6 separate regions of the Homo sapiens genome follow, and all the other regions are linked to region 5. Evidence: chromatin contacts called from ENCODE Hi-C or POLR2A ChIA-PET data. All regions are on one chromosome and are shown on one strand. Each heading gives the region's core, a stretch centred on a gene start or an enhancer-like site at or near the end of the contact. The rest is flanking DNA. Distances are from core to core; before and after follow the strand shown. Region 1 holds the start of MCOLN2 (mucolipin TRP cation channel 2). Region 2 holds the start of SYDE2 (synapse defective Rho GTPase homolog 2). Region 3 overlaps LINC01461 (long intergenic non-protein coding RNA 1461). Region 4 holds the start of BCL10 (BCL10 immune signaling adaptor). Region 5 has its middle 63 kb from the start of LINC01712. Region 6 overlaps LPAR3 (lysophosphatidic acid receptor 3).

The links. Hi-C counts contacts between places; a loop is a spot of excess contacts on that map. ChIA-PET counts read pairs that join two places held with the same protein, here RNA polymerase II (POLR2A). Pooled maps may share reads with other maps.
Region 1: a loop to region 5 is called in a map with no recorded cell type, with 4 times the contacts of the local background. The contact joins the promoter of MCOLN2 here to the enhancer-like site in region 5. A Hi-C loop is called at or near these places in 3 of 37 single-sample maps with no recorded cell type and 2 of 50 pooled maps.
Region 2: a loop to region 5 is called in a map of CD8-positive, alpha-beta T cell, with 7 times the contacts of the local background. The contact joins the promoter of SYDE2 here to the enhancer-like site in region 5. A Hi-C loop is called at or near these places in 2 of 168 maps with a recorded cell type or tissue (CD8-positive, alpha-beta T cell and naive thymus-derived CD4-positive, alpha-beta T cell) and 5 of 50 pooled maps. POLR2A ChIA-PET finds 5 or more read pairs at or near these places in 1 of 52 experiments (WTC11).
Region 3: a loop to region 5 is called in a map with no recorded cell type, with 3 times the contacts of the local background. The contact joins two enhancer-like sites. A Hi-C loop is called at or near these places in 2 of 37 single-sample maps with no recorded cell type and 2 of 50 pooled maps.
Region 4: a loop to region 5 is called in a pooled map, with 4 times the contacts of the local background. The contact joins the promoter of BCL10 here to the enhancer-like site in region 5. A Hi-C loop is called at or near these places in 2 of 37 single-sample maps with no recorded cell type and 8 of 50 pooled maps.
Region 6: a pooled map shows a loop between it and region 5 (27-fold over the local background). The contact joins two enhancer-like sites. A Hi-C loop is called at or near these places in 4 of 37 single-sample maps with no recorded cell type and 10 of 50 pooled maps.

The regions. Positions count from the first base shown.
Region 1 is chr1:84,995,789-84,998,847 of GRCh38, reverse strand. It overlaps MCOLN2 (mucolipin TRP cation channel 2), which reads left to right and starts at 1,735. Exons shown (of 14, transcript NM_153259.4): 1 at 1,735-2,052. The coding sequence starts at 1,976. RefSeq lists an enhancer at 1-872 and silencers at 1,443-1,732, 2,343-2,392.
Region 2 is chr1:85,199,631-85,202,614 of GRCh38, reverse strand. SYDE2 (synapse defective Rho GTPase homolog 2) reads left to right here and starts at 1,599. Exons shown (of 7, transcript NM_032184.2): 1 at 1,599-2,363. The coding sequence starts at 1,619. It overlaps LOC124904207 (a long non-coding RNA gene), which reads left to right and starts at 2,373. Exons shown (of 2, transcript XR_007066199.1): 1 at 2,373-2,464; 2 at 2,576-2,984. RefSeq lists a silencer at 711-1,860 and an enhancer at 1,873-2,484.
Region 3 is chr1:84,597,959-84,600,730 of GRCh38, reverse strand. LINC01461 (long intergenic non-protein coding RNA 1461) reads left to right here. Exons shown (of 3, transcript NR_125761.1): 3 at 2,635-2,767. Among named protein-coding and RNA genes, the nearest start is that of LINC01461, 22 kb to the left of the region's middle. Within about 2 kb of position 1,395, at least 8 of the 41 ENCODE cell types and tissues checked have a DNase peak (open chromatin) inside an H3K27ac peak, as active enhancers do.
Region 4 is chr1:85,275,154-85,278,137 of GRCh38, reverse strand. It overlaps BCL10 (BCL10 immune signaling adaptor), which reads left to right and starts at 1,506. Exons shown (of 3, transcript NM_003921.5): 1 at 1,506-1,842. The coding sequence starts at 1,786. It overlaps BCL10-AS1 (BCL10 antisense RNA 1), which reads right to left and starts at 1,780. Exons shown (of 2, transcript NR_045484.1): 1 at 1,341-1,780; 2 at 50-497. RefSeq lists enhancers at 1,206-1,908, 1,114-2,313.
Region 5 is chr1:83,507,402-83,510,499 of GRCh38, reverse strand. No RefSeq gene overlaps it. Among named protein-coding and RNA genes, the nearest start is that of LINC01712, 63 kb to the right of the region's middle. RefSeq lists an enhancer at 1,838-1,997. Within about 2 kb of position 1,704, at least 7 of the 41 ENCODE cell types and tissues checked have a DNase peak (open chromatin) inside an H3K27ac peak, as active enhancers do; they include CD8-positive, alpha-beta T cell, where a contact is called at or near this core.
Region 6 is chr1:84,853,211-84,856,170 of GRCh38, reverse strand. All of the region lies in intron 2 of LPAR3 (lysophosphatidic acid receptor 3), which reads left to right. Among named protein-coding and RNA genes, the nearest start is that of LPAR3, 39 kb to the left of the region's middle. RefSeq lists an enhancer at 1,499-1,748. Within about 2 kb of position 1,655, at least 6 of the 41 ENCODE cell types and tissues checked have a DNase peak (open chromatin) inside an H3K27ac peak, as active enhancers do.

The DNA of each region.
Region 1 (3,059 bases), core at 486-2,985, 1.5 Mb before region 5:
TGCCCAGGCTGGAGTGCAGTTACTATTCACAAAGCTGGATGATTGCGCACCTCCGATGAAAGGGGCTCAAAACCAAGGCATTTCTGCCTAATAACCCCTTGGAAGTGCCTTAAAAGAGGGTCAATTATGTGTGCTTTTATATACATCGTCTGTCCAACTGCTTCTGCCTGGACACGCATATTAAAATAATTACCTGGCAGAATATTCTTTGCCTGAGCTAAACCCGGAGATCTTTTAAACGCTTGCAGACTCACAGAGCCTGGCACTGCGGACTTTGCTGCTGCTACCTCGTGAAAAGGAGGGGTACGAGCTCTAGGAGGCTGTCGGCCACGTCCAAACTACCAAGCTAACATCACTAGGAGCCGAACACGGCTTTTGGTCATGTACTGACGACTCTCATCTCTAAGATTCACGAACGGCGACCGATTGTCTGTTCGATTTCCCACAGGCGTCTTCCTTTCGTGCACCAAGAGGGAAAAGCAACGGCGGCTGCAGCAGGGCGCTGGGGTTACGAGTCCAGCCCTGGGGCCGTGCGCCCTCCCTCCGCGCCCGCCGGGCCACGCTGACGCTCCCTCCCGGCTCCCTGCCTTTCATCCCGACGCGGGCGCAGGGCAACTCGCTTTTCCTATTCCTTGCGCGCCGGTCGCACTTTCTAACATCTCAGAAATATGGCCCTTGTCACAGACTTTCATGATCGTGCACTTTAGAGAAAAGCCAGAATGAATGAACTTGTCAGTTTAATGTGAAGTCCTCAAGGGAAAGGACCATGTCTTTGTCATCCCAGAGACCACAGTACCCAACGGTCGGCTTGGCTCTCAGTGAGTGTTTCCCTAAGCATCAAAACAGGAATGACCAAAGCAACGGACAAATTAATGCATGTGGAAACAAGAAATGAATGCATGAGAGAGTGAAGAAAAGAAGGGGCCAGGCGCAGCGGCTTACACCTGTAATCCTAGCACTTTGGGAGGCGGAGGCAGGAGAATCGCTTGGGTCCAGGAGTTCAAGACTGCAGTCAGCAGTGATCGCAGGTCAGGCGACAGAGTGAGACCCGGTCTCACCACCACCCCCCCGAAAAAGGCAGGAACCCCAGAGGGCCGGGAGTGCCAGGTGCGGCCGCCCGGGAGCGGTGTGGAGGGTGCGTGGGCCACTTTGCCGCAGGGCCCACCGCCCGGGTCCCTCTGTAAGGCGCTTCTCCGGCAGACACCCCGAGCCAAAGCGGGCCGTACCGCAGCGTTGGGCACTTGGGTGGAGAGTGCAAGGGCGGCGGGCCTGCGCCCAGACAGGTGTAGCCGTCCCACGCTAGGTGTCCTCCTGCCGCTCCCTGGCCGCGCCATGCCTCGAGGCATGGAGGTGCTGGACCTGCCGGTGTGCAACCGCGCCTCGGGCCTGTCCTGGGGGCCGCACCACAGGTCAGTGCCCCACGGCGCCCTTGGCGTGCCCCACGCCTCCCTGGGGGCCCCACCGCCGCCCCCTTTTGGGACTGCTTACTTCCTCGGCTCTTCTCGCGCGCGCCTCGGTTCCATCCCCTACGGCCCCCACCCCGCCTCCGCGTCGCCGACCCCCTTCTCCGGGAGCGCGGGGAGGCTGGTCCGCTGAAGCGTGGAATAAGTCCCCTAGGACCCCAACTGGGGAAGCTCCGGTCCCCGGTAGGAGGCGGCGGGGCGGGGCGGGGCGGGGCAGCCCCTTGGGGGCGGGGCGGGAGCGCCTGGCCACGCGCCGCATCCTGCAGGGTGCACACAGAGCCGCCTTTCAGCCGCCCGAGAACTGCCCGCCGCACTCCACGACTGCGGCGCCTGCTCTCGGGCCGGGGTCTGCGCGCACCACGCGGCCGGCAGAAAGGGTAAGAGAAGGGAACCCCGCTTTGCAGGGCTCCAACTTCGGCGGACGCGTTACGGCGAGGGCGAAATGAGTCGGCCGTGAACGGTGTTTCCTGTTCCGAATCCCGAGAGCCCTGGAAAGTTTTGAAGGAGGAGGCATGGCCCGGCAGCCTTATCGTTTTCCCCAGGCAAGGATTCCGGAGAGAGGATCAGGTGTTTTCAGGTTAACCGTCAGGTGAGGAGTCTGGGCTTCATCTTTCAGGATGCTGGACTGGAGAAATCTTCCTAAAGTCGATGGCTTTACTTTCGTAGACTAGAGCTTGCTTGCTGCCTTGGGAATGCTTATATTAACTGCTTGCAGTTAGTTAAATAAGGCTAGGCTGTGCCTTCCAGAACAAACAGGCCTTTCCCTCAGGTGGGAGGGTTGTAGTGTGGCTAACCCCAGTTCCTCGGCCTTTATGAAAAGGCGCACAGTTCAGCCGGTTGGCGCTGCCAGCGGGCCCCTCCTCCGTGGTCAAACCTCCAGCCACCCCAGCACAGTTGAGCCAAAGTTGTGAGTACAAACAGACCTTGGCTCCCCCGTTTCCTGCTCTCCAAACATATATATATATATATATATATATATATATATATATATGAAATATATACGTATGTGTAAGTGTGTGTGTCTCTGGTTGAACGGTACTTGTGGGAAACAAAATTGTGTGTCATTGTAAACTGAGAATGGAAGAAAAGGTTAGTAAGAGAAAGGTGGGAGAGGTTTCTTATGGGTGTCAGGATGTAGACTCTGATATTTTATGTAGAGGGAACCAACTACGTAGTTCTCCCCAGAAATGGGATGTGGGTTTCACTCTCAGGAGCTGCTCATCACCTTTGTGATGTGCTAACCAAAATCGCACAACTTTTGGGAAATTTGATAGCTTTCCCCTATTGAGTCAGAAGTTTCTTGAGACTTTAGCCTGTCTTCCTCTTCATACCTTAAGAGGAGTCAAACTCCCGTTGCCGTGAACTTTCCACAGGCACACCCTTCTCCTTTAGAAAACCGTTCATAGGTCAGTTTCTGTGGCCGGAACTCTAAAAACGACACATTTTCCATACAGAGGCCATCATAATACCAATTTTATTTAACCTCCTGTAATAAAAAATGAGTGAATCCTAATAAAGTGTTTGAGGTAGCCACATTCTTTTCTGTGAAGGAGGAACATATCAAAAGTGTTTTTTTTTAAAAAAATAGAGTAATAG
Region 2 (2,984 bases), core at 350-2,849, 1.7 Mb before region 5:
GCAACTGCTGCCCAGAACCTGGAATTTAACGTTTTTGGGAGACAGCCGGTATTTCTAGATTACACTGTGTCTCAACTTCAATTCAATTGCTTCTCAACTCACTATTTAAATTAAAATGAAGTGTTAACTTTTTTATATTAGAAAGCTGCAAACCTGTATGATAATCTTGTAGGTAGGGTGATGAGGGACATAATATTTGTGGCTCCATTTTACAAGTTTTGGCTGATGTAATAATTTTGTTAGCATGCATTAACTGAAATAAAGAAGGAAAAACAGACTTAAAAGAGACATCGGTGGGTGGGTTTTGTTTTGTTTTTGATAAAAGAACTCTTATAGAAAAGGAATCGCTGCAAATTTCTTTTAGCTAGCTAGCTCTCTGGGCGATTAAAATGATTGATACATTTCTAGAACACATGCACCGAGATACACCTGCACTCGTACTTTGTCCGTCAAAACAATCTTTGTTTTCTCTCAAGCTAGGACTTGCTGTGCCTAAGACACACCTCGTGCAGCGGTGGCGGTGAAGGTGCTGGGGTGACAGCCAGGAGGGCACTTTCCCTTTCTCGGGCTCCCTAACCAAAACTTTGCAGCCACCAGCCCAAACTCACGTTCCTGCTCGTTCTTCTTTCCCCTGCCTCAACTCTCCCCGCACCCTTCGCGCTCTGTGCGCCCACCCCTGCTTCCGTCGGTCAGCTTCAGCCGACCTACTACTCAACCTACCGGCCCGCGCCCTCCGCCTCCACCTGCACCACTCGCCCACCCCGAGAACCCACCTCTGCCGCCCCCGGCCCGCGCGCCCCGTCGCGGCCCGGGGCTCCGGGGCATGCGCGTTGCGGCGCCACCGCCCTCCCCCACGCCTTCCCGCGGCAGAGTTATGCCAAGTATGTGAGGAGCCGGCGAGGGCCAGCGCCGGTCATGGGGAGCCGCCGCCGCCTCCGCCTCCGCCTCCGCGAGCGCGGTTTTCTCCCCAGCGGGGCTCCGACCTCTCCCCCTGGCGGGGGTGAGCCTCGCGGCTAAGGCAGAGGGGATGGCGGACCCTCTGAGGAGGACGCTGTCCAGGCTCCGGGGAAGGCGGGGTCCCCGCGGCACCGGGGGGCTAGGGCTCCGGGCGGCAGCCGCAGCTGCGGTGGCGGCCTCTTCGGCAGCCGCGGGAGACGCCTGGGGTGCCGCAGACACCCTCCCACGTGAGCACGCCGGGGGACACGGGCGGAGCCTACAGCAGCCCTCGCCGTCACCTGAGGCGTGGGGTCCCGGGGCGCGGGTCCCCGGAGGGCACCCGGAGCAGTTGGGGGCGCTCGGGCCTCGGCCGCGCGGCGGGCAGGAGGCCGCCCCCCAGAGCCATGGGCTCGCTCACGCCCCTCCGCACTCCCCGGAGGGCTCCGAGGACAGCGGAGAGGAGGAGGAAGACGACAAGGACGAAGACGACTACGACGCCGACTACTACGAAAACCTGCCCGGCGGCTCGCAGTCTGCGCCCGAGCCTGAGGGGGCGGAGGCGGAACGGCGTCCCCCGCCTCCCCCAGCGGCGGGCTCCTCCCTGGGGGCGGAGGGCGGCCGCCTGGAGACAGGCAGGCTGCGGACCCAGTTGCGAGAGGCCTATTATCTGCTGATCCAGGCCATGCACGACCTGCCCCCTGACTCGGGCGCGCGGCGGGGCGGCAGGGGCTTGGCGGATCACAGCTTCCCCGCGGGAGCCCGGGCTCCGGGCCAGCCGCCTTCCCGCGGCGCCGCGTACCGCCGAGCCTGCCCCCGGGACGGGGAGCGGGGAGGCGGCGGACGCCCTCGGCAGCAGGTGTCCCCGCCCCGGTCGCCTCAGAGGGAGCCGCGGGGAGGCCAGCTGCGGACTCCTCGGATGCGGCCGTCCTGCAGCAGAAGCCTCGAGAGCCTCCGGGTGGGTGCCAAGCCGCCTCCCTTCCAGCGGTGGCCGAGCGACAGCTGGATCAGGTGCGGCGCGCACCGGGACTGGGACGAGCCCCCGCCACGTGGAGGCAGGATGGACGGCTGGAGTGGGGACCGCGCCCGGGCGGCTGCACCCACCGGCCTCCAGCCTCCAGGCTGCAAGGACCACGGCTGCTCCTCGGGAAGCCCTTTCAGGGATCCAGCGGGGTCCTCTGTGATACGCAGTGGCAAAGGAGACCGCCAGGAAGGCCCCTCCTTCCTCAGGCCGCCGGCAGTGACAGTCAAGAAGCTGCAGAAGTGGATGTACAAAGGGCGTCTGCTGTCCCTGGGAATGAAGGGTCGTGCCCGTGGGACGGCTCCCAAAGTCACAGGAACGCAGGCAGCCTCCCCAAATGTGGGCGCTTTGAAAGTGCGTGAAAACCGTGTCCTGTCGGTGCCTCCAGACCAAAGAATTACGCTGACAGGTAGGATACTTTGCGATGAAAATGCTAGCACCGCGAGCCTTACTGTTTACCGACTGGGCTTCTGTCTTAAGAGCCAAGAAAAAGTTATGTTTTTGCGACAGGTACGTTACCGGGCGAAAGTAAGTGTCATGTAAGTGGCAGCTTAAAGTAATTTCGGGGTTACTTAATGTAATGCATTTACTCGTTTTGCTTTTTTTTTTCTTTTTAATCAGACAATGGCATGAAGAATTGAGGTTGTGATTTCTTCTCGAAAAACCAGTGTGTCTATTCCCTAAGTATTACCTAAAGGAGTAAAGGTTAAGTATAACACACTTTTAGTAGGTTTACAGATGGGCGGCACTGTCTTGATTTTTATTCTTTGTAGCTCTAGGCAAATCCGTAGACTTTTGTGGAGTTTGTAAATTTGAATTTGATTCAAGGTAGATTTTATAGGCTTCATAAACTGTCATTTTACTCATTACAACTTTTTTTTTTTGCCTCTCCCAGGCACGCACACACATGCATACATACACACAACCAAAAACCCAAACAAATCAAACAAAAAAAACCCTACCATAAGTAGAATTTTTTAGTCAGGTAGTATTTCACATACACCATCTCTCCACCTGCCTCCCCCCGACA
Region 3 (2,772 bases), core at 146-2,645, 1.1 Mb before region 5:
CTGGTCCCTGCCCCTTCAGCCTTGTTCTGTCCCCACCCCTATAATGAAATAGCAACTTGTTTTTCTTTTTTGCCTTAATTTCACCACCTCTACTACCACCAAAATGTCTTAAGAAAACCCCATATGAAGGGTTCCAGTAAAAATAGTAAGTGTTGAAAATCCCAGAACAGAATTGAATGCTTAGGCCTCTAAGCTTTTATTAACCTTCTATTTCAAAACAGCTTACAGAAGATTCACATGTGATGAGAATATATTATTGTTCCTAACTGAACTAACATAGTCTAATTTGTCTAAATTGAGGCTTAAGTAAAGTACAATTCCTAGAGCTGTATGTTTTAACTTTCCTCGTCTGTTTGTCTGCTCCTTAGAACAGGATTTATCTACCTGTGTATCAAGTACTATAATGGAGCATACTATAATGAATTGTCCATTGTTTATGTCTACATTTAAAATTTGTTTAGAGACCTGAGATGAAAATGGGGCTTGTCAAGCCCTGGGAGCATAAACAAATCTTATTCTTAAGAAATTCCTCACTCAACCAATCATTCTAAACAAATATAGAACATCCATTGACTATAGTTCAAGCTCTTGGATATATAACAGGAATTGGCCTAATTCTTGAACAGGCAGTTTTCTGAGTATTGATAATAGCCAGAGGGCCCACACTTCTGTTTTGTACTTTCACCTTTCTTCTGGACCATTTTTCCCTTTCCTTCCTTCCTTCCTTCCTTTTTTTTTGACAGGGTCTTACTCTGTTGCCCAGTGGTACCATCATGGCTCACTGCAGCCTTGATCTCCCGGGCTCAAGTGAATTTCTCACCTCACTCTTGAGCAGCTGAGACTACAGGTGTGTGCTACTATGCCTGGCTAATTTTTCTTTTTTGGGGTGTTTGTTTGTAGAGACGAGGTTTTGCCATGTTGCCCATGCTGGTCTTGAACTCCTGGCCTCAGGTGATCCACCTTGGTCTCCCAAAGTGCTAGTATAACGGGTACACCTAGCCTCGACCATTTCTAATGCTGATATAAGTCTTTAGTCATATACAGTTTTTTCACAAATGCCTTTCAACAGGAAGGGAGCAGCTGTAATATCTCCAAAATAAATTTCTGACTCAGGCAGGATGCTTTTTATAACATCTATGAGTCAGAAGAACTAAGTTATAGAAACCAGACAGGGGCCCATTTCTTATCAATAATTTTGCTTGTTTAAATGTTTTTCCTCCACTTTCTCCCTGCTGTGACTGCAAAATCTATAGCTTTGTCAATTGTTTAAATTCTTCCCTAGAAGCGAAACTAATGATTTTCCATGTCTAATCAGTGAGAACAGTGCAAATTCTTCTTCCATCATGATCAGAATCTTCTAGGGTTATGGACTCTTTTAAACACAGATCTGAGTCACACATCAGAAAGCCTGTGGTCTTAAAACACTCATGCTCTCCTGAATTTTTCAGAGTTAACACTGGAGGAGACTCGCCCCCAAGTTTGCAGGGAGAGCTAAGTCTATATAGCATTCCTAAAGGGAGCCCAGAGAGGTCCTGTAAGGTGGAACTGGTGGGAGGGCAGGGAAAGGAGAGAAAGACGCTCTCTCTGCCCACACTCCTCCACACAACTCCATCAATCATCCCAAATCAAAAGAGAAAATTAGCCATATTATTTTACACTTGAGTCAATTCCGTGCAATCCAAGTGTTTCTTTTACCAGTTTAGTTGCTCTCTCAAATGCAAAATACTTTGGAAGTCATTTAAAAACTGCCAGAATAGTTCTTCCTGCACACTGGTTTCTGCCAACTCAATTTGAAATTGGCTCTCTCAGTTCTCTTTTTCTCATATGCAAGCAACTAGCCAGATCTCTACCTGCAGATGATAAAATGCTACCCCATGCAACTCCAGGTTTGCTTCTAAACCAGGTCAGGAGGCTGAGATCAAAACAATGAGGACCACTGGAGCCCCTGGGGAGTCTCCAAAAGGGTAATTAGGCTTCTGCCCAGGTCTGGTGGATTTCCCAAAGGCTTGTATTTTTTCAGAAATGGAGTGGAGGGGAATTGGGGAGAAATTACAGTAAGTGAAGGCCTTAAATGGCCTGGAAAATCTTCAAGGTGGTATGACATCATGGAAACCTCATCCAGCTCTTTGAAAGTGATCCCAACGTTTAGCACATTACAGGACTTAACACAAGGCAGATACTTGCTACATATTTATAGGATGAAAGAATAAACAGACTGCTAGAGTAAACTAAAAAACAATTCTCAAACACTAAGGATGTTTTCTCATATTTTCTTTCGAACGCTTTTGTTTGAAAAATGTTAGCATTTCCCATAATCTTGCTTCTAGATTTGATCTCCTCAAATTAATAAATATAAATGTTTCTGGCCCCCAAACCGCTATGATGGCAGCCCACCTCTCTGACCCTGTGAAATTTAAACATACCACGGAAGGCTGGAAATTTTATGCTTCTGAAAAGATGTTGAAAACCATCATCAACATATTCTGTAGTATCCTCCACATGCTGCATGTGACCATCAAGAAAACATAACTAGTCTGTGAACTGCGGGAGGTGCTCCAGGTTCGCTGACACTCCCCTCAGCTGCGGGGTAGGATGGCCAGATGACAGAGGGATTGTTCTCTCTCTTGTTTGCAGTTGGCAGTTTTGGAGTTTGCCCACCAGATATGCCATCCAAGAAGACCAAAAGTACAGCAGGATGATTGTGAACAAGACCAGGGACCTCAGCCCTTGCAAAAAAAGGTTGAAGACTATGTACATGAACGACATTCTAGG
Region 4 (2,984 bases), core at 257-2,756, 1.8 Mb before region 5:
AGAACAGTGTCTGGCACATAGTGGACATTCAAAACACATTTGTTAAATGAAAGGATTCATCCTAAAGTTAAGGATGGTTCAGTAAATCGGATGGAAGATGATGAAAAATTAAGCAATTAGAAAAAAACTGTCCTTGTGTAATGTGTCAACATGGAAACAGGACATAATGTAAACATCAGAATCCCTTGCTGTGATTCTGGTTTTTGTGGCTCTGGTTACATTGTTTTTTTGTGTGTGTTTTTTTTTTTTTTTGCTTTCCCGTTTCTTAAACATTGGCGTTCCCAAGTTTCTCCTTGGTCCTCCTGTCATTTTTATCTACTCTCGTAGCTTCAAATACCATCTAGTTTATAGTTTATTTAGCATGTTGTCCAAGCCACCGTCTTGGGCCCAGGGCTCTACCTGTAGCTTTTCATCCACACTTCTCAGGTTGCTTCTTACACAGCGCCATAGTAGTTAAAATACGGTCTGGGGATAGTCGTCTCTTCATCAGTCTCCCCCTATAAAATGGAGGACTCATAGTATAAGTTGCCTAGAACATATTAGTAAGGACTCAATAAATGTTTGAGTAGGATGAGCTGGGTGGCTCATGCCTGTAGTCCCTGCACTTTGGGAAGCCGAGGCGGGTGGATGGCTTGAGCCCAGGAGTTTGAGACCAGCCTGGGCAACATGGCGAAACTCCATCTCTATAAAAAATACAAAAAAACTAGCTGGACTCCCAGCTGCTTGGTGGCTGAGGTGGAAGGATCGCCTGAGCCCTGGAGGTGGAAGCTGCAGTGAGCCGAGAATCGCACCACTGCACTCCAGCCTGGGCGACAGAGTGAGATCCTGTCTCAATAAATAAATAAATAATCAGTTGAGTGCATACTGTGTGCCCAACTACCTTTAAGAACTTTACATATGATCCCGGCAGCCCTAAAAGGTAAGCATATCTATCTCCATTACACAGATTAACTAATGAGGAAAAGCTATGTTTATAATGAACAGTGACCAAAAAGTATGCAAACGTTAAATGAGGTGTTAAAGTGGTGGGATTGTAGGTGGTTTCTTTTTTTCTTTCAAAAATTTGTTTAGTATTGTAGTTAGGCTGTTTGTGTGTATGCATGTGTATGTGTGTATGAGTGCGTTTGTGTGTGACCAAAACAGTAACTGGCAAACGTAACAACAGGAAATTGTAGGGCAGGGTCTGGGAAAAGGGGAGGAACCCAAGGTACTGACAAGCCCAGACCGGACTCCCCCGAAGTGAGCAGGCAGCAAAGGCTGAGAGTGCCAGCTGCCTGGGCACTGACGGACCCCACCCACGGAAACGATGCCTTATGAGGAAGCTAACCCGGGCCACTTACCGACGACCTGCGCAGGCGTGGCTTGAGGAAACGCCCGCTGTGGGCGGAGCCACCCGAAAGGCTCCGGTCGGGGGCGGGAACAGGATCGGCCCGCGGGCTGGCGTCGATAGGCTGCCGCAGAGACAGGGCGGGCTCTGCTAAGCGACGCGCCTCGCCGTGGGGCGGTGCCTGCGCCTGAGCCTCTACGAGAGGGAAGGAACGCTGCTCCGAGCTCCGCGTCGCGTCGCGTAGATTCGCGTCGCCGTCGACCTCAGAGGCGGGGCCGGAAGCGCTACGGTTTGACCCCCGAGTCCCTCTGTTCCCGAAGGGGCGGCCGTCTTTCTCCCGACCCGCTCCGCCTCCTCTCCTTCTTCCCCATTACCCGGAGGCCGAAGCCCCCAGCCAGGGCGGGGCGGCGCAGCCCGAGCTCCCGGACCCGGAAGAAGCGCCATCTCCCGCCTCCACCATGGAGCCCACCGCACCGTCCCTCACCGAGGAGGACCTCACTGAAGTGAAGAAGGACGTGAGTAACGCAGCTGTGCCCAGGGCGGGCGGGGGCGGGCTGCAGCCCAGCGGGAGACGAAAGCGGAAGCCTGGAGTCCGAGGACAAGGAGGATCCTCCAGGTCGGAGGAGCGGAAAGTCCTAGCACAGGAGGACTGTGGCGAGCCCTGCATCCGAGGGACCTTGGTGGCAGTGATCCTCCAGTGATCTGTCAATCCAGGTTTTACATCGCTAAACGCAGAGCTTGGGCTTTGTTGCCAAGTGGTGTTTTGATTCTTGCCCACTCCTCACCCATCTCCTCATGCTTTCCCCCCAACTGGGTTCTTGGAGATGCTTCGTTAGGGACTGGCGGCTCAGATTCATCCTTAAGTCAGGCTGCCTAGGCTGCTCACTCAGCCTAGAGCGAAGGCTGTACCAGGTGAAGGATCCCAAGCAGTGGACCAAAAATGTGAAGCTCTTTTGCATAAGGGGGCTTGAGGAAGCTCAACAGCTGAAAGCACAACCTGGAATTCCCCTAGTAAGCAGACGCCCACATATTTAAATTGGGGTTGGGGGAGTGAATACACGTAGCTGAGAATTAATGTACAGGTAAACGTCGAAAATATTCAGTAGCTAAATTATGCTCTTCTCGGATGGTGCAGAACCACATAAACCTTCATATTTATTCGTAACGAATGGCTTTGTTGAGATATGACATTCTTTTTCCTTTGCGTTTACTTGTTTTGTCAGATGAGACCTATATGAGTATCACTAAAATACTTTATCTGAAGTCAAATGAAAAACAGAAACTCAACATGAAACGTGTTCTTATTGAACACTGCAGTACTTTTACAAAGTCATTTTGATGAACTGGACAGGATGGCAACTTTTTAAATGTTCATCCACTTCAAATCCCTTCCTCTTCCCTGTAAGGTTTATTACACTGTACTCACAATTGGTGTGACTCACCAGCAGAAGGAAACTGGATATGACTGGGAGTTGTGCTTAGTTTCCTCATTCAACAGAGATTTATGGAGCACTTGCTATATGGAAAGCACTGGCCTTGGGTCTGGAAGGATACAAAAAAATGAAGATCAGTTTCCTGCTTTACATTCTAGTTGAGATAAGAATGGAACATAAATAACTACTGTAGAATAAATGTTGTCTTATTCATGGTGAGTGCC
Region 5 (3,098 bases), core at 455-2,954:
ATCTGGGCTGGGCTGGCTCAGGAACCTACAGTTCTAATGACCTCCTGAGATCTAGGCAATGGTACTGATAACTGATAGACTGAGAGAGAATAATTGCTTAATATTATTGTATTTACTATAAATTAGAGATAGTGTGAACAATTCAAATACTCTTCAAAATATAGACATGGTGATGGTGATTAATGCCATGGTAGAGATTTTTCTGAATTACCTACTCATCATTTCATTAGAAGGATAGTATACAGAATTTGAAAGGAGTTTGGGATTCTTTAGTTCTAGCTTCTAAGAGGTACATTAATTTATTGTATATCCCTATCAAGACATTATCTAGCTTGTGCTTGAACTCCTCTATCAATGTTTATGGCCTCCAAAGATATTTCATTCCATTTTTGGAAGGTTTTATTAGTAAGAAAGTTTTCCCTTGTACGGAATAGATTTTTTTTTGCTTACCTTTAACATATTATCTAACCTGAAGATCTACAGAATAAATCAGCTCTCTCCTTCATATAACAGATGTTTAAGTATTTGAAGACATCTAGCAGGACTTGATAGCCTTCTTACCTTTTGGGCACCATTTGTTAGCTCTTTCAACTATACCACTTAGGCCATAGTTTCCTAAAATGTTTCCATCCTTGTGGTTGTTTTTCTGCACGTGCTTCAGTTTATTAGTGCTTCTTGCAACGTATGCTTAGCAAGAAATACTATTCTTGAGGCACAATTCAGAAACACGAAAAGAGATAGCAATATGTTCCTTGGCTCTGGACATTAGAATTCAGTTTGTGCAATTTAAGATAACTTATTAACTTGTTTTGGCATCTCATGACAGAGTTAATTTGTTTTGGGTTTGTACTTAACTACAACTAATTGCTGAAGCACTGTTGGATTCTTCACTCTGGTTGTGTTTTTAAGAAGTTTTGATACAATTAGCCTTACTAGGCTTGTCAGTGACTCCCTAATTATCACATTATAATATATCACTAGAAACCATCTGAAGTCTTGCAAGGCATTGGTCATGGAAAGCATGAACATAAAATTTATCATCCAAACTTGGACTCTTTTGGGAGTAGAAGAGGGTGCTATTAATAATTACTCCAGTGTAAATAGAAACTGACCCAGCCAAGGTCCCAGACTGTGGAAGGATTAGAAGTGGTGTTTATGCATACCTCAATCTAAACTAGAATGGAGTTAAATTTATCGGTTTGAAAACTTCTGTTAACTATGAAGTTAGAAATCACAACTGTTTGACTTTATTTACTTAATTGTCGTTCGTTAATTTAATAGAACTATTTTAGCTTTTTTCCTCTCAATTCTGTCCTTTTCCTATGGGTGGACTTAAAGTATGCTTTATTTGACCCAGATTCCAGGTTGGCTACCACTTATTCTTCAGAGAGAAATACACTCCAAGCTAGCACCTCTGGTTTCTAGCAAGCTTTGCCAGACATCCCTCTTTCCCTGGCAGTTACCTCATGGGGTGTTTTTCCTCTCCTGTGAAATAGTCTGGCCAGTTGAAGTTACTGGGCAAGCATTTAATTAGCAACCATCAGCTGAATGCTGTGCAAGTAGGCTCCACCCATGGTCTCTAAGCTAAAGATCTGAAGAATTCCAAATCTTTCTACAATTCCCTTTGGGTGCAACAAGGAAGAGCCTTCAGGCTAACAGCCAACTTGTCCTCATCTCAACTCAATGCTCATCAGCCATTTGGGAACAGGCAGTTTTAAAACAAAACAAACAAAAAGCGCAATTCAACCTTTCTTCCAAATAAACTTTGTAAAGTATCAGATAAAAAAGAAATGTGTGTGTGCATGTGTGGGCTTTCTTTTTTTTTTGTCTTGTAACTTTCTTCTCTGGATGCTGCATATGAGCTATTTCCTGCCTTGTGGTCAGAGCCAGACTCCAGACTTGCACGAAATCTCAGAGTTTAAAAAGAGACTTGCTTTTGGGTGGAGTTGAGAGTTCGGGGAAGGGAAGTGAGGAGTAAGAATAGCTTTGAAGTCAGATACCTGTCTTCCTGATTCTGCTTGGTATTTTGCAGCAGTCTTACTAATAGTAATTATCTTCTGAAAACGTGTTTATAAGAGGTAAGCTAGATTTGCAGATAACTTTCGAATTAAAATTCATAAAAATGTTGCACAAAAATGTAATTTGTTCCACACCGTGGAAAGTAATATCCTGATTCCCTTTCTCTTCCTTGGCACTCCGAAGACATCAAGGAAACCACATGACCTCCATAATCTCCTCAAATCCTGTTTCTGAGGCCATGGAGACACATATCACAAAAGATTTAAACATTGAACACTAATGCTTTTACGTTAAAAAACATGGACTTCCTATTGAAGAGTCTGAGTAACAGGCAGATGAGCTCAAATTATTTACTTGTTGTTTGATTTACTTTAAGTGTACCAAATGCTTAAGGGCACCTAAGCTCATGTACAAAGGATAAATGCTGCAGCAAAGCTCAAGTCAGAATTCTATCCATCCTGCATGAAGCTGGGCCTAAGAAATTTAATCTTATCTACATTTCCCAAAAAGTGAACACACTGGAACAAAACCTGAGTTTTTGGGAAGTCATAAAAAAAAAAGAGAGAGAGAGAGACAGAGAGGAGACAGATGCATAAATCATAGTAAAACACTCAGCATGGTAACACTGTCCCTCTGGCTCAATTGCAGGCCATATTCTCCTAAATGCCCAGTTGGCAAGAAGGTTCTTGTTATAGCTGCTAAATCTTCCATGTATGCCTCCCTTGATACAAGCAAGACTAAATGTCCCCAACCCACAACAGGGATGATGCTATTATTTCATCATTGGCAAAGCTACCCCTAAGAGATGTATCTTATAAGATAAACTGAATGAATTTTTCAGATTCTGAAAAGACTATCTTCAATGATCAAAGCAGGCAAAGAATGTTTCATATCTCATCCAAGAAAGCTACTGTCTCAGTAGGTCATTTTGAGGCTCAAATTTAACACATTAATGGGTTCAAAGCATTAGTGGGATGGGATGAGTATAGAGATTCAGTATGCTCATCATCACCACTCCCCATATTTACACTGCCCCTCCACCAACCATATATACATAAAGGGAATCTGCATAGACTTGA
Region 6 (2,960 bases), core at 406-2,905, 1.3 Mb before region 5:
GTGTGCTTCATGGCATTGCTACAGAGGCCTATGGGAGGGAGGCATTGTTTTCAGGGCAGGCCGTCAATCGGTGGGTGCAAAAATGCAGTTGCCACTCAGTTGCTGCCCCTACGCTGCTGTTTGACACATCCCTTCCTGTTCTGACGGGGAACGTGGGGACTGAGATGACCTCAGTGTCTGATGCTGGAAGGAAGACAGCTTCAAATTAAAAAAGAAAATCCCTCATATGGCACTCCATCCCACTTGTTCAAATGCCATCTTGACACCTCTTCCAACACCACATTTCCAGGAGTCTGTCTTCTTTCTTCTGTCTCTGCCATATGTAGCCATTTGTTACCTCAAGTCTGGCTCTTGGTTCTTTCTTTTCCCCCCACGCCACTGTTTCAGACACCTCCCTTGGCAGTCAGTTTAGAAGTGCTTTTCCCAAATCAGTGTTCTTGTTTCCAATGTAACCACTGCCCTGCCCTCTTACTTCTTCCATTTCCTCTGGTCCAGACCCCTTCAGTTCCATTACACCAAATGCACTCAGCTTCTTTTATTCCCCTCTCATGCCCCCTTCTTCAGAACTTCTGGCTTTTCTTCTTTTTAGAAAACTGAAACCTTCCTCTTAAGCTGAAACAAACAATTATTGAATATTTTCTGAGTGCAAGGTGGAGAAACATTTCTCAAATTTGACCTCTTTGAAAAGAAGGTATAGGGAGAGGTTCCAGTACCCAACTACATCCAACCCTCCTGCCAACACCCAGCCTCCTGGAAGGTTTCATGTTCCAGAACTCAGGAACACCCTCTCTTAGGGCTTTGATTTCTGCCAAAGGAGAAATGTGGTCATCGTCTGTGACTCAGGCGTCATATCACTGGGCTAATTCAACATCTGGAATAGTATGGTGTGTGCTGGCCAATGGTAGAATTTTATCAAATTCCATGTTAACATTGTACTTCGAAAATTTCAGCTGGGGACTACTATGTTCATTGTGTATCTATGGCAAACATGTTGGGTGGGAACTGGGAGTAAAGGGTGTTTGCTGGAATTATGCCCTGTCGTGGACCTAGGGATCAACACAGAAGCTGGGATAAGGGGTAAGGGAACCAAGAGTTATTGGCAGGAGTCATCTTCCCTCCTGCACTGACAGTTGTCCCTCCAGCCCAGCCACCTGCTCTCCCTCACCACCAGATTGTTGTTAACTCTGCAGAGTATGTGGCGGAAAGATCCCATTACCTCAAAGAATCAATACTGTTGAGAGATTTGACCAAGTTCACTTTGTAAATTACTGCAGCATTGTGGCTGCAGCTCTGGACCTTCTAGTTCCTGCTTCTTCTAGTGGGTCCCAACTTCTTGCCTTGGCAAAATATACCTGTCCTTGGATGCCTGAGTGACAGTGAATCACAACAGGCGTTGTTTTCATCAAGTCAGAGAATTTACTGCTCAGTGGTGAACCTATTTTATTCTTTATGTTTTTTTCTGCATTTTATATTTTCTCATCATAAACATTTATTGACTACCTTGCTAGGTTTTAGGCAGTGTACTAACTATGAGACATGGCCTCTACCCTGAAGGCACTGTGAATCTGTGCTTGCTCTAGTGGTTTATGGTTGTCAGGAAATGACCAAGATTTATGAGTCAACGGTTGTGTCACATGAGAGATAGATGACATGGAGGCAGACCTGTTCTGTGTGGCTTTTCCTGTGTGTGACTAATAGAGAACCCTATTTCCAGGCTTATTTGAGGAAATGAGAAATGTACTCAAAAAAGATAACTGAAGGCACAAAGAAATATACATAAGGGCTGAATGAGGGGGCCTAGGCTGAAAAAATGCTGTGGGCTTGGATGGTCCATGGAGGCCTCTTTGAGAAGGTAGAATATAAGCCTGATTTCAGTGTAACAGGTGGAGAGGAAAGGGGAAGGCATTGCAGATAGGAGGAAAGGCAGGGTGGGAGACAGGTATACATATGTCTAGGGAGGCCATGCCAGGGCCGTGGGTAGAAAGGGGAGACTGGGCAGACTGATTTCTGGAATAAGGAGTTTGAATAGTAATGACAATCTGGTTTGAGAGACATAAGGGAGCCAGAGACTGGAAGGCCTTGGATCCTAGGGTCCTGTGGACTTCATTGTCAGATATCTAAGAGAGACTAGGCAGATAACATGGGTATATGAATTGGGTCTGGAGTGGATATAAGGAAATAGGGAGGGGTGGTGCCTGTGGCTAACTAGACAGATCATGCCCTGTGTAAAGACAATCAGTTTCATTTTTTGTTAAAAGACCATGCAGGCCCAATTAAATAGGCCTGTGGCCAGTCTTCAGCCCACAGCTGAACTGCCTCATCTGGCAAGAAAGAGCCCATGTAGGATCTTGAGTGTTGAGAAGGTGGGAGTTGCAAAATGCAAAGCAGGGTTTTAGAAAGATGAGAGGTGGGTTGGAGAGGGAGAGATCACTTAGGAGACAATAGGAGAGTCCCCAGGATCTGGGGATGGGAGGTAGCTCAGATGCCAGAGAGAGGCAGAGCTGGTCCATCATGGTAGATGTTGTAGGAAGGCACATTTGTCAGCAGCAGCTAGAAGGCCCATCGGGGCTGCAGGGGAGGAGAAGAGAAGCAGGCCAGTGGGGCGTGAGCTTATGGAAATCTGGCAGGAGGCAGAGAGAGAAGAAGCAGGAAGAGGGATCCATCATGGGAACTAAAATTCAGAGGCAGGGTCAGGCAAGAGCAACACTTAATCAAGCCTTGCCACTTTCCCCAAGGTCTTTGAGCTTTGCCCTGTCTCATTCCCCAGCTGACCTCCCAATCTTTGCTTTCTTCATCTGGCATGAACTCCCTTAATTTCCCTTCCTTCATATCTGAGTCCACCTGCACAGGTCACATCCTTACCATCCTAGCTTTTCACTAGGGCTCATTCCTTCCAGCCAGGAGCTGGGGGATCCACGAGCCTACTCTTGTCCTTATTCTTGCTTTCCTATGAGCTTGAT